Regions from separate parts of the Homo sapiens genome. Here region 1 is linked to region 2. A link is a loop called in an ENCODE intact Hi-C map of the cell type or tissue named here. Cell type or tissue: heart left ventricle. All regions are shown on one strand.

The links. Hi-C counts contacts between places; a loop is a spot of excess contacts. Peaks named below come from ENCODE experiments on the same cell type or tissue, not always from the same donor. Only the 100,000 strongest peaks of a DNase experiment are listed, where the experiment ranks them.
Region 1: it touches region 2 in a loop (5-fold over the local background); 23 of 110 quality-filtered maps call a loop at or near these places.

Annotation. Positions count from the first base shown.
Region 1 is chr13:35,206,573-35,214,572 of GRCh38, forward strand. It overlaps NBEA (neurobeachin), which reads left to right. Exons shown (of 59, transcript NM_001385012.1): 32 at 2,128-2,282; 33 at 4,481-4,607. Among named protein-coding and RNA genes, the nearest start is that of MAB21L1, 270 kb to the right of the region's middle. In heart left ventricle, a CTCF peak has its summit at 3,900; no DNase peak of the experiment used is centred here.
Region 2 is chr13:35,711,710-35,719,709 of GRCh38, forward strand. No RefSeq gene overlaps it. Among named protein-coding and RNA genes, the nearest start is that of LINC00445, 18 kb to the left of the region's middle. RefSeq lists an enhancer at 1,092-1,807. In heart left ventricle, no CTCF peak of the experiment used is centred here; DNase peaks (open chromatin) are centred at 3,052 and 5,187; H3K27ac peaks cover 443 bases.

The DNA of each region.
Region 1 (8,000 bases), 510 kb before region 2:
CCTTTTTTCTGTTGATTTTTATGTAGATCATTATAAGTAGATGCCTTATATCTCATAGACAAAAATATATTTCACTTTAGACAGTGGTAATGATTATTAACATTTATAATACACTTCATAATTGACAAAGTCCATTTAAATATGATCTCATTTAATCTCCCCAATTGTATGCGAAGGAGGTAGCATTAGTCTTACGATTTTACACTCAAAAAAATGTAAGATCATACAGTTTGAGAGTGGTCCAGTTTTCAAGCCTTAGTTTTGAAATATAGTCCACATCTTATATTCTTTTCTGCAATGTCACACTACCTCTCAATGAAATAAACGAAGGCATTAGATGAGGACTTGCCAATATAGGGAATGAAGGCATAATGTGTGCTTTAGGTAATTAGATAGATAGTTGAGAATTAAAGGTTGAGTCTAAAGAATTTGACACCAACATGCTTAAAGAGAAAAGAAGAAAGTACCTAGAAGGAGATAGTGAAGAAATTTTTTGGCATGAGTAAAACTATTTAAGATTATAATACCTTAATTATATTAAGGTATTATACAAAATGTTTTAAGTATTTCTAAAATTAAGAATAATAATTATTACAAATATAGATTATTAACATTAAAGAAGTCACTGAAGATATTAACAAAACCACTTATTTGTGGAAAAAAAAGTGTTGATATTAAGGAAGTTTAAGCAACAAACTTATTTGAGAAAGGACCATTGATGTAGTTTTCTTTAGGTAGATTTTTTTCATTGAGTAAGTATGAAATAGAGATGCATTAAAAAGATGTAAATCAAGTTGGATATTTTAGTACTGTCAGTTACCAGTTTCCAAGCATTACATTTGATTAAAATAGATCATAAATCTATTTGTAGATGAATAAATTCTGTGATGGTTGAGTAAGGTTTGGAAGATATTTGCTAAATGAAGTTTGCAGTGCTATAAACTTTGAGAAGAATGAACCTTTACTGCAAGAAAATTTAGATATTTATTAAGTTAGAGAAGTAGTTTCTTTATACATTTTTAAAAACTGACTAATATCCATATTTATTTGTCATTTAACCTTAACACAATGTCAAATTCAGAAATTTTTAAATGAAATACATTTAAAATACGCTAAAGAAACCTGGGGAAATGTTGAACTCCTCTGTTAAAGAAACCAAGGCTCAAAAGTGAAATAAACTTCTAACCAAATGTCTCTCTATCATCTCTGTTCTCTTTCATTCTAATAATATTCCTACTATAAAAGCAACTCAATTTTGTTCAGAAAAATAAAGCATAACTTTATTGTGCTCTTAGAAGTTTATTTATTATTCCTTGGTTTAATTTTCAGCTTTACTATGAAGAAGCTTTAGAATTTGGCATTTAAAGTCTGGGCACGGTGGCTCACGCCTGTAATCCCAGCACTTTGGGAGGCCAAGTGGATGGATCACCTGAGGTCAGGAGTTTGAGACCAGCCTGACCAACATAGTGAAACCCCGTCTCTACTAAAAATACAAAAATTACCTGAGTGTGGTGGCACGTAGCTGTAATCCCAGCTACTTGGGAGGCTGACACGGGAGAATCACTTGAACCCAGGAGGCAGAGATTGTAGTGAGCCGAGATGGCACCACTGTGCTCTGCCTGGGTGACCGAGTGAAATTCTGTCTCAAAAAAACAAACAAACAAAAAATCAAAAAACAAAAAAAGAATTTGGCATTCAAATGTTTTATGTTTTTACATATTTATGAATATTTTAAACATGGAGAATGTGATATGGGTAAGATGGACATTTTTTATGTATATTTTGCCAAAAATTCTATGTGCAAAGGCAAAATCTCCTAACTTTAGCACAAATTTCTTAATATTCCCAGATTTATGATCACAGTCCATTTGCCATCTTAAGAAAGGTTTGCAGACTCCTAAGTCTTCAAAAATGTTGGCCAAATCAATTAGGCAACACACTTTATAATATATCCTTAATGTCCATATCCTTTCCACTGACAAAGCTGGACTAAGGAGTTTAAAATTTTTTTTTAATTAAAAGAAGAGAGGGAGAAATTCGATGTTGACTATGTATATCTGTTGCAGCAGGATTATAATTCATCTTCAACCTCATGTTTGTTATTTTCAATCCTTCATTTCTTTGCAGGAGTGTTGTGGTGCCTGTAAAGAAACCACCTCCAGGTAGTTTAGCTGTAACCACTGTGGGAGCCACTACTGCTGGAAGTGGGCTGCCAACAGGCAGTACCTCTAATATATTTGCTGCTACTGGAGCTACACCAAAAAGTATGATTAATACAACAGGTATTGTACTTACATATTTTTGTGATACTCATCTTTTTATGTTTTCTGTATCATTTTTCTGCTTATTTGATCTTAAAAATTAAAATACCCTAATCATTTAAGATTATCTTAATTTTTAAGAAGGTTATATTTTATGTTATGACTTTTAGAATTTGTCTGTAGTTGTAGAGTGCATTTTTTAGTGGTCATTTTAGAGGACAGTATTGGTTTTGAGTCTTCTCAAAACAGTGCTGTTTATTTTCAGAGTGAAATCAGATTACTGAAAGATATTTGGGGAGCAGAAGCAAAGGATAATTTGAACACTGAAGTTTGATATGTAAAAATCAGTAAAATGTATCAAGAATATCAAGATGTACTAAAAATGTTAGTGACAGAAAGTAGATTTGGGGACATGATTGGTTGAGTTCTAATATATATTCTTTGCTAAATCCCCTAAGGGAGGCAGAGCTCCCCTAAGAACCTTGACGATATGCAAGCGCCTCAACTTGATAAAAAGTGCATGTGAATAAGAACCATTGTTTGACGTTGAATTAATTCATATACATAGATTATAACTTGATCCAATTCATTGCCCAACAAATTCCTAATGAATCTAGGAACAAAAAATTTCAAATCAATTACAAATATTAAAAGTCTGCCTAAAATAACCTTTTTTTTTTGTAAATTTCCAGAAATGTTCCTGTTGATTATTAGCTAAATAAATCCTTACCCAAATCTTTGTGATTCCATTTTAGGTATTTATACAGCGCAAGATGATCCCTGACTTTTCTTCCCTGACTATAGTAGTCTTCTCTTCTCCAAACTGTATAGCCTTGAACTTTTCCATTTATTATCATTACTTAGATTCTTCCCATTTTTATTAATTTCATAGCTCTTTTTTGTGCTTTCTGTATCTATCTTGTTTATCATACCACCTGAGTCTGACATATCATGAACAACACATTTATGGGGTTGTAGTAAGTAGAATGTACTCTATTAAGAATATTTATATTGGCAAATGAATGTCATTAATGGCATTGTGTCAAAGAATAGACCATCTATTGTTTACCTGTATTATAAATAGATATTTCTATCTGGCTTGTCTGAAGACTTTAAAGTCTTTCCAGTATTAGAGTTTCATTCTTTATACTCATTCAGCTTTCTAGAAATAGGAGTAAAACTGTTTTTCTTTTACTAAAGTATATACGTTAAAAGTGTAAAGGTTTTAAAAATATGAATAAAGTCCTTATTCTTGTTAGGAGTTAGGCAAATGCAAAATGAAATCACCTTTTTTATTTTTATATGAGACAAGTCATGATGTTTTCTTTTTAATTTCTATTTTAAGAATTAATAATATGGAAAGTGATGGTAGCAAGAGTTTTGATGATAATATAAAGTATATAATATTATAATGAGAAAAATGTAAGTGATAAACTTCTTAAAAGTGTGTGTGTGTGTGTGTATGTGTGTGTGTATAAATTGTGAGCCAACAGCTAAAGACTGGGCATACTGTTCATTTCAAATATTGGCACATAGGTGCTATAAAATGTTATAGTGGAAATCCCAGTAAGCAATTCAGTTTTATGGGAATTAGTATAAGATAATAATATTTAGGAACACTAGATGTCCCTCAACTCCACAGCTACTTAATATACTTACGTGGCATATGATAGAAAAATCTTTACTAAAATGGCATCTTTATATCATTGAGGGAAGACTCATTATTTTAAGACCAGGTACTAATGTAACTCATTATAGCCCTTCTTAAGCAGTGATCTTATCAAAAGGAGCATTAGATGCTTCAGTGCCACAAATTTACGCTCAGATAGTTCACTCCAAACTATGTCTTAAATGATGAAAACCAAAAATATTACAATGTAGCTATAAAAAGATAAGTTTTTCACCCCTAAGTTTGCATTGTTTTATCAGCATCATTTTATCGAAAAATTTTTTCATTTCTTGATGTTTTTTATTTATACCCCATTTGTAGTATGTAGTTTTGTTAGATTAATGTAAGTAAATCAATTAGATTTCAATGCAACATCTGTTATATAAAATTATGTTCATTAGCATACTTACTAATGGCCAAATGATTAATTGTCAAATTCGGTTTTGAAAATCTGATGAGTAATTCTTTCAAAATCAGATAGTAATGGTGTAATTAAAATTTTTTTAAATAAATTTATGTTTAAGGCTAAAAATTATTATTTTGGGAACAGGTGCCGTGGATTCAGGGTCCTCCTCCTCTTCCTCCTCTTCTAGTTTTGTGAATGGTGCTACTAGCAAAAACCTTCCAGCTGTACAAACTGTTGCTCCAATGCCAGAAGATTCAGCTGAAAATATGAGGTATGCATGACTACTTTTTATTCATTTTAACTCTTTTTAAATGTAGTGAAACAGTACACAAAAATACAAAAATATAGAAAGAGTTCTTGAGAATGAAGGTTAATTATTTTGTGATTACATTTCACAATTCTGATATTTTTGGCTAGTTATTATGTAAAAATCTATGATATATTTCGATCTAAGCAGAGATCTTCAGTGATTTTAAAATGTTCACTGTCGTATAGTGTATAGTAATTCACTGTCATTTAGTGCATGTTACTATTTCCGGTAAAGGTTAAAACATGTACAAATGGTAACATGATAAAATTGGGCATCTTTGGGGGGTGATAAAAAGTTTAAAATATAAACTTTCAGGCTAGGTGTGGTGGCTCACGCCTGTAATCCCAGCACTTTGGAAGGCCGAGGAGGGCAGATCACTTGAGGCCAGAAGTTGGAGACCAGCCTGGAAAACATGGTGAAACCTTGTCTTTACTAAAAATACAAAACTTAGCAGGGTGTGGTGGTGCACGCCTGTAATCCCAGCCACTCGGGAGGGAGGCTAGGGCAGGAGAATCACTTGAACCCGGGAGGCAGAGGTTGCAGTGAGCCTAGATCACACCACTGCACTCCAGCCTGGGTTGACAGAGTGAGACTGCATCTCAAATAAATAAATAAATAAACAAATAAACAAACAAACTAAGTAACTTTCAAAATAAATCTACAATGTTATATATAACATCATTGGAACTTGAATAAGCAAACATTACCTTATCTGTCATGATTAAAGACCATTCCTAGAAGAGACTGGCCCTCATTCTTGGAGTAAGATTGTGTATACGTGTACACACACACACACACACACACACACGTATGTATTCACAGTTTTTATAGAAGTATAACACAAATATAGAATATAAAAGCTTATTGAAAGAATGAACACACTCATCATCAACAAAGTCAACAAATAGACTGTACACCAGGAACGCCTACTTTGCACTTTTTTCCCAGTCACTGTTCTTGCTTTTCTTCCAATTCCTTACCCTGACTTTTAATACTAAGCTAGTTTTGTCCTTTTTGAATTTTATGTAAATGTAAGTACATCCTATGTATTTCTTTGTCTCTGGCTTCTTTTGTTCAACATTATTTTTATGAGATTCATCTACTATTGTTGCATATAACGAGTTTATTCATTTATTCTCCTTTTATTTATTTATGTGTCTATACCATAATTTATTAATTCATTTTACTGATGATGGGCATTTGGAATTTTCCATTTCTTAGTTATTACAAATAATACTGCTATATAGATAAGGCCACTTATAATTACTATGAGTATACTACTATTACATGTGTGTACTGCACATTAATATGCATATTTGTTAGATAATTTGGAGTGTAATTGCTGATTCGTAGTGTTTGTATATGTTCAGTTTTACTAGATAATGCAAAATGGTTTGCAAAAGTGGTTGTACTAGTTTACTAACTCAGCAGCTGATTATGAGAGGTCTTGTTGCTTCATATCTTTGATAGGACTTAGTATTTAGTCTCTGTCATTTTAGCCATTTTGGCAGAAGTATAGTGGCATTCCATTGTATTTTTAGTTTGCATTCTCCTGATAATAAATGAGGTTGAATACTTTTTAAATACATTGGTCTTTTGTTTTCTTCTTTTGATTTGCCTGTTGAAGTCTCTAGTCCATTTTTTTAAATTGTGGGCTTTTTTTTGTCTTTTTCTAATTAATTTTTTGAAAATGAGCCCTTTGTAGATTATATGCCATACATATATCTTCTTCCATTTTCTGGCTTTTCTTATCATTATCAATATGGTCTATTTTGATCAACAGAAGTTGTAAATTTTAATTAAATTCACTTTATAATTTTTTGGTTTATAAGTGCTTTTGGTGTTGTAAATGCTTTGTCTACATTTTCCCTGTCTTGCCTTCTGGCTGCTTTATTCTTTGCTTTTTATATTTAGATGTGTAATCCATTTAGAATTTTTTGTGACTAAAATGAGGTAGGAGTAATAGGTATACGAAGATGACCCAGCACCATTTATTTGAAAGACACTTCTTTTCCCTGTGTTCTGTCACTTTTGTCACAAATTAGTTTTTCATATACACTTGATTATGGTTCAGCAAGCAGCTCTGCCTCATCTCTTTGTCTGTCTTTAAGTCATACCATCTTAATTAGCCTTAGGTTTAATAAATATTGAGTTGAGTAAGATCTTCTCACCCTGTTATTTTTCCTCAAGAAAGTCTGAGGTATTCTTGATGCTTTGCATTTACATTTATATTTAGAATTAGTTTGTCAGTATCCATTTTAAAAACAACTTGCTGGGGTTTTCATAAGTAATGGAGTATTTGGATCTATTGCAAGTGGGGCTATATAGGTCTCTTTCAATCTGTGACTAACAAACTGTGATTATCATATATTCCTACCATTTCCTTAGGTGTTCTTATTTTTTTTAGTAATGATTTTTAGTTTTCTATGTGGAAGTCTTAGATGTTTCTAAATTGATTTATTCTTAGGAATTGAATATTTTGTATGTTTCTATTTTCCTGAAGTTTTCAGATAAACTTCACTGAAACTATTTGTTTATATTGTTCAAACTCAATAAAAAACACTCATTTTGAGCATACATTTTAATGAGTTTTGATTAGTTTATGCATCCACATAACCACCACCACAATCAAGATGTAGAATATACCCATCACCCCGAAAGTTCTGTGTGCCCTGTTTGTTATTCACTCCTATCTCTGCTCCAGGGAAACACTGAAGTGCTTTTTAACATTGTGAATTAGATTTGCCTTTTCAAGGTTTTCACATAGATAGAATCGACAGTACATACTATTTTTGGTGTCTGTCTTCTTTCATTCATCCTAATGATCTGTGATTTATCGATATCTTTTTGTTTATGAGTAGTCTATTCCTTTTTATTGGTAGGTATTATCCCATTATATGGCTATTAATAATCTACTCTTCTTTTCACCTGTTGATAGCCATCTGGGTTTTCCCATTTTGTTGTAGTTATAAATAATGATTCTATAGATATTTGAAAACACGTCTTGGTGTGGACATAAATTTTCATTTCTTATGGCTGAACACTAGGAGAAAAATTGTGGTTGGATAGTAAGTGTATGCTTAACCATTTGAGAAACTGCTGAGCTGTTGTGCAAAGTAGTAGTATCATTTTATATTACTGTCAGCAATGTGTAGTTCTATTTTTTCCATATTCTTGTCAGCACTTGGTATTGTCAGTCTTTTTAAGACTTTATAATGGGTGGGTAACCATATCTCATTTGGTTTTATGTTTTCTTTCCTATTGATTAATGATGGTGAGTATTCTTTTTTGCATATGCTTATGGGCCATTGAAATCCCTTGCTATCTTTTAAAATTTTTCTTGAGATATGAGTT
Region 2 (8,000 bases):
GAGGTAAGAACTCAAGTAAGACCTATGGATTATATTAGCTCGACCATTTGTCCACTCACTGACATTGGCTGGACCCGGCCAAGACCCCAAGAGAAGAGCAGTCCTGGAGGTTCCCACTGACACTTTAGTTCCTGCACATCAGGAATGGCTTCTCAGCAGCCAGTACCTTTTCCAATGTTCAGAAACAGTTGTTACTTGCCAAGACACGTTACATATCTCCACCACAGACTGCTGCTCGTTCACACTCAGTTTCCTCTGGAAATCTCTGGCAAACACCATCTGGCTGCAGCGGGGGACTGAGCCCTGGTCTTTTGTTGCTCCACGGCCTCCTACTCAGGGGATTTCACCCCTCCTCATGGCCCCCAAGGAGAAGGCCCTCCAGGTCTGTGGGCCCCATTTCGCAAAGGTGGCCAGTGTGTGCCCCGAGTTCCAGTGGCATCATCCCCTTGGTGAATCTGGGTCGGGGAAATGGTGCTTAACTGTTAACCCATCAAGGTTTCATGATCCTTTTCATCTGTGCAGTTCCAGCAGGGAGAGGAGCTGTCACTGTGTATTAGCCTGGTCTCATCCTCCACGATGTTGTCAACTCCCTGGCAGGAGAAGCGATGTTGCATCCTGCCTGTACGTTTCCTCCATGCCTAGGACGGTAGTTTGATTTTAAAGGGCGCCAGGTAAATGTTTGCTGATGAATATTAAACGAAGGAGGAGATGATTTTCCAGCCATCATGGGAGGAGGTCAGGAGGGGCTGGACTCCACTTCCCTTCAATCAGAGTCAATAACTGACCTAAAGTTCTAGCCTGCAATGCGCGGTACTCATGCAAGGTGGGTTGGTGGTGCTAGTGGCATGACTTCTCCCGTTGGATGTTCTTTGCAAGCCCCCTGTCCTTTTCTTTTGATGTACTTACTGGAGGAGTTTGTAATTACTTATAACACAGGCCTTTCATTCTACCTCTCTCTCCTCCTGAACTATAAATTCTGTAGGAATCGGGACAGGGCCTCCTCACCTGGCCCACAGCAGGCACTCAGTAAAGAAGTGATGAATGAATGAACACATTCTTCATGTCATCTGGTGAGCATATTTAATTAAAAATATCAGTGCTTTCTAGGAAGACAAATGAGCTCTGCCACAATCTTTTTCATTTGAAATTCTAGTGCTGATTCTGACTTTAAACTGGTGGTGTTTATTGAGTACTTGCTATGTGCCAGGCATTGTTCTACACTTTTCACTTGTATACTTAAAAAAAAAAAAATCCTCCTGGCTGCATTTGGAGTACACAGTAAAGAACAAAACACCCTCACAGCATCCCTGCTGGAATGCTCACTTTACAGCTGAGGAAACAGAAGCGCAATGAGCTCAAGTACTTGCCCGAGGCCATGCCGCTGGTAAGAGGTGGAAACACCTAAGAATGAAACTGATCTGCCCCTTCCTTTGTGTCTAGACCAACGATGCAATAAAGTAAGTCTACCAACTCACAGCAAGGCCATGGGTAGAGGTCTTGAAAGGCACCATGGAGCCCAGAGCTGAGCTGACTCTTCAAACTCATCACTCTGATATTTCACTTCCTGTATGAACCACCCAGCAACATTCCTAAACTCCCCCTTTCTTAAAAAAAAAAAAGTTCTACATATACTTGCCAAATGACCCAGCAATCCCACTAATGGGTGTTTACCCCCAAATAAATGAAAACATATGTCCTCACAAAGTTCACAGCAGCTTTATTCTTAACAGCTAAAAACTGGAAACAATCTAAACATCCATCTACTGGTGAAAGGATATTCAAATTGCAGCACGCCCATATAAGGAAATACGACTCAACAGCAAAAAGAAATCAGCTGCTGATACGTGCAGCAATGTGGATGAGCCTCAAAGGCGTCCCCTGTGTGAAACAAGCCAGACACAAGAGACTCTATAAGTATGTGCTTCCATTTATATGATATTCTGGGAAAGGTAAACTACAGGGCCAGAAAACAGATCGACGGTTGCCAGGGGCTGGAGGTTGCAGGGTGGAAGGTTCGTTGCAAAGGGTCACAGGAAGCTTTTTTTCTTCCTTGGGACAGGATCTTGTTATGTTTCCCAGGCTGGTCTTGAACTCCTGGCCTCAAGCGATCCTCTCCCTTCGGCCTCCCAAAATGATAGGATTACGGGCATGAGCCATGGCTCCTGGTCAAGGAAACTTTTTTACGGGGTGGAGAGAAGGGGCTGAAAATTTGATTGCAGTGGTGGCACTATATTTGTTGCCAAATTGTACACTAAAAAGGATGAATTTTATTATATGTAAGTTAGACATCAGTAAACCTGATTCTTGTTAAAAGTAATTTTTAAAATCTTTTATTCCAATGTATAAAATTGGTTCTTCTATTCCTTTCCTTATAAATCCAAGCAATAGTTTCATTCTTTAAAAATGCATAATGTGAAAATAGCATTAGGAAAGCTGCCTTGAAATATGGATACTAAATGCATCCCACTGGGCAACTTCAGCAAACCGCTGGGTCTTCCACCACAGTTAAAATAGCTCCTGCTGTCCCCGGGGCAGGAGTGGCTTAAGAAAGCATTTAATCCAGGAGTGCGTGTCTGGAGCTTTGTGTTAATCAGATTCCATATGACTGAATGACCTTTGTTTTCCCTCTGGTGGAATCGTGAACATTTGGGAAAACCGGTTTGCTTTTAGTGAGTGTTGCAGGGTGCAAATGAAACTGTATTCAACCTAGGATTCGACTGGGAGAAAAACAGGAGAAAGGCCACAGGATTGGTGCAAGGACAGCAGGTCAGTGTCAGGGGCTAGGTGACTGGGGAGAAAGCTTGCTGTCCCCTCTGAGTGTCCTCCCCCAAACCTCAGCGTCCCCCCTTGGGAACCCATACCATGGCCCCGGGCAACAGAGGCAGCAACACAAATAAATAGAAGAACTGTTTCATTAAAACCTCCTCCAGACAAGGCCAGCTCTGGATGCAGTCTTCTGTGACCTCTGGGCGAGAGGAGGTGGTGTGTTAAAGACAGGATTACCCCTGAGGCCAGTCTCTGCAGCGGGACAGGGACAGGGCAGCCAAAGGTCAGCCAGGGCAGCTTCCAGCTGGAGGGGGATGGCAGGCCTCAGCAGCACCAGCAGCTTCCCAGGGAGAGGAAGCAGCTGCAGCTGGCGCAGGCAGGAGCCTGGTGCGTACCCGGAGGTAGCAAGCTCACTCAAACCCCTGGGCCATATGATGAGCTGGGGGGAAGCTGAGGCAGCCTGGGATTCCTGCAAAGTGGGTAGGTCCAGAGTCACACAAAAAACTGCTTTCTTACTGTGATATGTATCCCTCCAGCTGGTGTGTGGCTGGGGATGGCACAGACCACAGGCACAACTTTTAAGCAACTGGATTCTGTGCTGCAAAACATGTGCAGCCACGTGACACCTCCCATCCTCCAAAATTCCTACCTGCATTACATACAAATCTCTTTAAAGATTTCTGTGTATGTCTTTCTGCCTCGGCATGCATTTCCCGGGAGCTCTGGTGCATAGCAACTGAATTAGCATCCAGGCCTGCTTAATTAATAAAATGAACCCTGCGTACATCTGCAATCCTTCCAAACAATTTCAGCATTTCTCTCATTTCTACATGGAATTCAGCCTGTTAGCACAAAAAACCATGGTGCACCAAATGCTTGTTTTATCCTTTGAGAGAAAAATTCTTTAAAATACAGGTTGTTTCGGCTGAGACCTTTCAGGAGTTTCTTCTTCTGAACTGTGCTCACTCTGCCTGGTATCTGGGAAACCCCAGGCCTAGCACAAAATAGAGGCCTAATATTTGCTGAATAAACTGTGACCTTGGGTCTGTTGCTTAATCTCTCCCCGAGCCTTAATTTTGCCATCTTTAAATAAAGAGAATAATACCACTCCTGTAGGACTGAAGTGAAGATAGACACAATATATGTAAAACATGCAATACATTGTAACTGTGAAGACATTTAGCACTTTACATGTCAAAAACCACTGAAAAGGAATAGAGACCTGCCTGTTCATCCCAGACCTGCCACCAAATTGTTGGTTGACCTTCAGAACATCCCCAATCTTTCTATCTTGTTGTAGAGACACTGACACCGGTGACTTCAGGATTTTTCTCTAACATTACATGAGATTATCCAGGTTGAAAAGTAGGAATTGTTATTCAATTTCTATAGCTCTGGGATCAGTGTGCTTCCTCCATAGTTAAACTTTTCTTGCTCTGGGAACTGACCCTTTTTAGCTATCAAATTGATCCATGTTTTTGTAAGAGCTCACCTTGGTCCATCTATACATTTCATCTCCACCTGAGTCCAGCGCCAGCACGCCAAGCCCTGCCGGGGTCTCACAGCCCCCCTGAGAAACACAAACATGCCCATGTTCATAAATAAACACTGTTGTCCTTCTTGTTTTTTTTTTTTTCCTAGGAATTGCTACACACGAGTTCCCTTTTCTGCACCTCAGTCTGTGGAGGCAGGGCTGTATTTATTTATTTATTTTGCTCGTCCATTCTCCTTGAAGGCTATTTCCCTCTCGTCATCTTTTGGAGCTGTCACCCTTTGTAGATCATTCTTATTAAGCATTAACTTGGTGAATGGATGAGCATCACTTGGGAACAGCTCTGGGATATTACAAAACATAAAGCAGTCAGTGCAAACATCTGCAAAATTTGGCAATCCACTGTGGTTTCAATGAGCTAGGGGCCAAGTCCTTGACAGGCCTTGAGGTCCTTAGAGAACACTGCACAGGAAAGATTTATTTGCGGAAAGGGTGAGAAATGTCACTTTGCACTTCAGGTATGAGGTGGAGGTGGTCAGCGTTTGCAAGCATGAGTCACTGTCTAATCTTAGCCTTCATGGGTGTTGGCTAAGCTGCCCTCACCCCATTCCAACAAGTCCTTGTAATGGCTTTGAAAGAAGCTTAAAATCCAGGATCACTTCTGGAAGGAGATTTGAGGAGCAGGTGCCATCTCTGGGCCGGGCTCCCTAAATCTCTGGGTTCCAGAGCTTGTCCTCCCACCACCTGGGTGCTAACAGGAGCTTGCATCCCACTCTGCACAATCGAGTGTCTCTGAGGCCAACCAACGCTCTGGGCCCCAGCTTCGGCACCCCTTCTGAGGCGACTGGCCAGCTTGGGCTGTCGAAGGTGGGAGGCCCTGACGTACACCACCAGCCCGCTTCCCCAGCCAGCAGCCACCGAGGCCTCCTGTGCCCACTGACGAGCAGTGACATTTCAGCGAGTGAGCCGGCTGAGCCTCCTCCTGGAGTCCCCAGCAGTGCCACGGACACTCGCCTGTTTACAGAGCATGACTTTGCTTCTTGCTGCCTCACATCCTCGTTCAGCGCAGGGAGAGCAAGCAGGCCCCTTTCCCAGCAATTCCTGGATTCTCCACAGAAACTCCACAGTGATGCTGCTTGGGTTTCATGAAGGGGATGCTGGTATTTGGACCTTTCTTCTTTCCCTGGGCTTTTAAGGCAATGTCTCATGCTTCTAAGATCATTTTCCTCTGAAGGTTGGACCTTGAGATATTGGATCCCCATTTATGATCATGGATAAAACATTCCCTCCAGTTTCGGAGTATGTACTTCAGAGCTGAGGAATGTTTTCTGTACTTTATAAAATCCCATATGCGTTGAATAGCTAATATTTAGCCATCACTACAGGGCCACATGGTGACTTTCCCGGGATCTAGGCAATTTTGCTTTCATGGGCTCCTTCCTCTGTTCATTAAATAAATACATATTTGTATTTGTAAGGGGTGCCAGTGCAATTTTTTTACATGGATATATTGCCATAGTAGTGAAGTCTGGACTCGGTACATCTATCACATCAGTACATTGTACCCATTCAATAGATATTGTTTTTATGACTGTGTTGATATAAGACAAATATAATTCATGGTGGGTTTATTATTATTATTGTATTATATTCATCATTTTCTTCTGATTTTAATGGAAAATAAAAAACACTTTTTGTTTTGTTTTTGTTTCTTTTGAGACGGAGTCTTGCTCTGTCGCACAGGCTGGAGTGCAGTGGTGCAATCTCGGCTCACTGCAAGCTCTGCCTCCTGGGTTGAAGAGATTCTCCTGCTTCAGCCTCCCGAGTAGCTGGGACTACAGGCATGTGCCACCACACCTGGTTAATTTTTGTATGTAAAATAGAAAACACTTTTGGGGGCCCTAAAATTGTCGTGGGTCCTGGGCACTTTTTCCACTGAGTCTGTGGGGTGAGTCAGCCCCTCGTAGAGGCTGCCCGTATTCTTGGATTTGGTCTTGCAGCCTCACCAGGAGCCCAGAGGTTCTCAGTACCTGCACTGCAGCACCAAGCTGGTTGCAGTTTTCTATTCCAATTAGCAATGTCCCATGGCTTGGGTTCGTGTCTGGTTTATCTTTGAATCCCATCCTCACTTCTATACCTTCTGTAGATATTCAACAAAAGTTTATGGAATTAAACTGAAGTTCTAAGATAAAATTTCACAGCCACATCCCAGGAAGGTTTGGGGAGTCAGCTAATGACACTAACTAGGGACCACACGCACACAGTGCCGTGAGATCATCCAGAAGACAAATGATGGTGCTGGTTCCTTCACAACCACGTGGTGGAGACACACCAGGGGAAAAGCCTTCTGCTTAGGCCACGGATCTGGAGCCATCAGCCTTTCCTTGACCCCCAACTGCAAGTTCCTCCATCTTTGTTTTTCGTTTTTTGCTTGTGAATTAAGGTGATAATAATAACAGCAACCTTGTTAAAAAGAGGATGGATGTGAAGATATTAGGACACCACATGGGACACAGGGAATATTCAAGATGTTCGTTCACTATTTTCAGTAGTATAATCTTGTCCTGTATCCGTGTTGAATTATCACCTACATCTTAATGGCTATATTTCCAGAAATTTCTGCAATCAGCTAATATAGTGTGTGTTCAAAATCGAACTCCTTTTCTTATATTGAAACACATAAGGTGTGTCCTTTTCGCCCATGCTGTAAGCTGTTTGAGGACTGAGGCTTTGCCTCTTGTTTTTGTTCTCTCAGAGCCTAGTAAATTCCATTTATGGGGGCAGGTGTGACACAGATACACCGTGAGGCTCCCAAGGGACTGTAGCCTGAAGGATGTTACGTGGTGGATTTAACCACAGAAGTGAAGTGGTGTTTGGGCTTGTGGCTGATGGGTTTAGCTCAAAATTCTATGGATAGAGGCTTTCCCACCAAGCTATAGCATATCTACCCCTTTGCTGCCTCAGGGACTTGCCGTAAAGAGAGACAGGCGCAGGCTGGGGCAGCGGATGTAAATCTGGAAGCATACTTTCTGCAGCACCTATTGGAGCCACACACAAACTGTTCTATGAGCAAACTTGGAACTTCTGCAGAAATAAAAACTATGGACATCTTGATATGGTAGAATAACATTTTTGAGATTTTATTGGAAATAGTATTAACCGGTTTTGAAAATCTCTCCTGGTAAATCTTCCTTCTTTTCTCTCACCTGCTCTGCTTTGCCTCAGGGTGAGACAGCGCAGTTGTGAAAATCTAGAAGGCAGAGGGGAGCTGCCTCTACCTTGGCTTCCCGAAGCCTCGACCCACTAAGCTATCGTCAGGTGCCTCCAAGGCAAACCAGAAAGTACAGGAAGTTTCTCTCAGGGAAAAACCTCAAGAATGGAAAAGAACTTCCTCCACTGGTGTCTAGAAAAAACATGCTCCTCAAGACTGGGAATTAAATCCCAGGGAAGCTGGCTGAGGGGGATCCTGAACATTTTCCTGGACAGAGTCCTGAGAAGTCAAGACCCCAGAGAGGGTTTGCAGGTGGTGCTGAGCCTCATGGGAGCAGCAGAAAGAACGTCACCTCTGCATCTCAGCGCAGGGCAAAGAGAGCCTCATGCCTGTGGACAGGCTCAGCAGATGCCCCGGGGGGGGCCTCCATGGACACAGGACTCAGGGACCACATTTCCTCCAACCTCCTTGCCACAACACTAGTCAAGTTCCTGCAGTTACAACATCACCCTGGGAAAAATGGGGATTGGA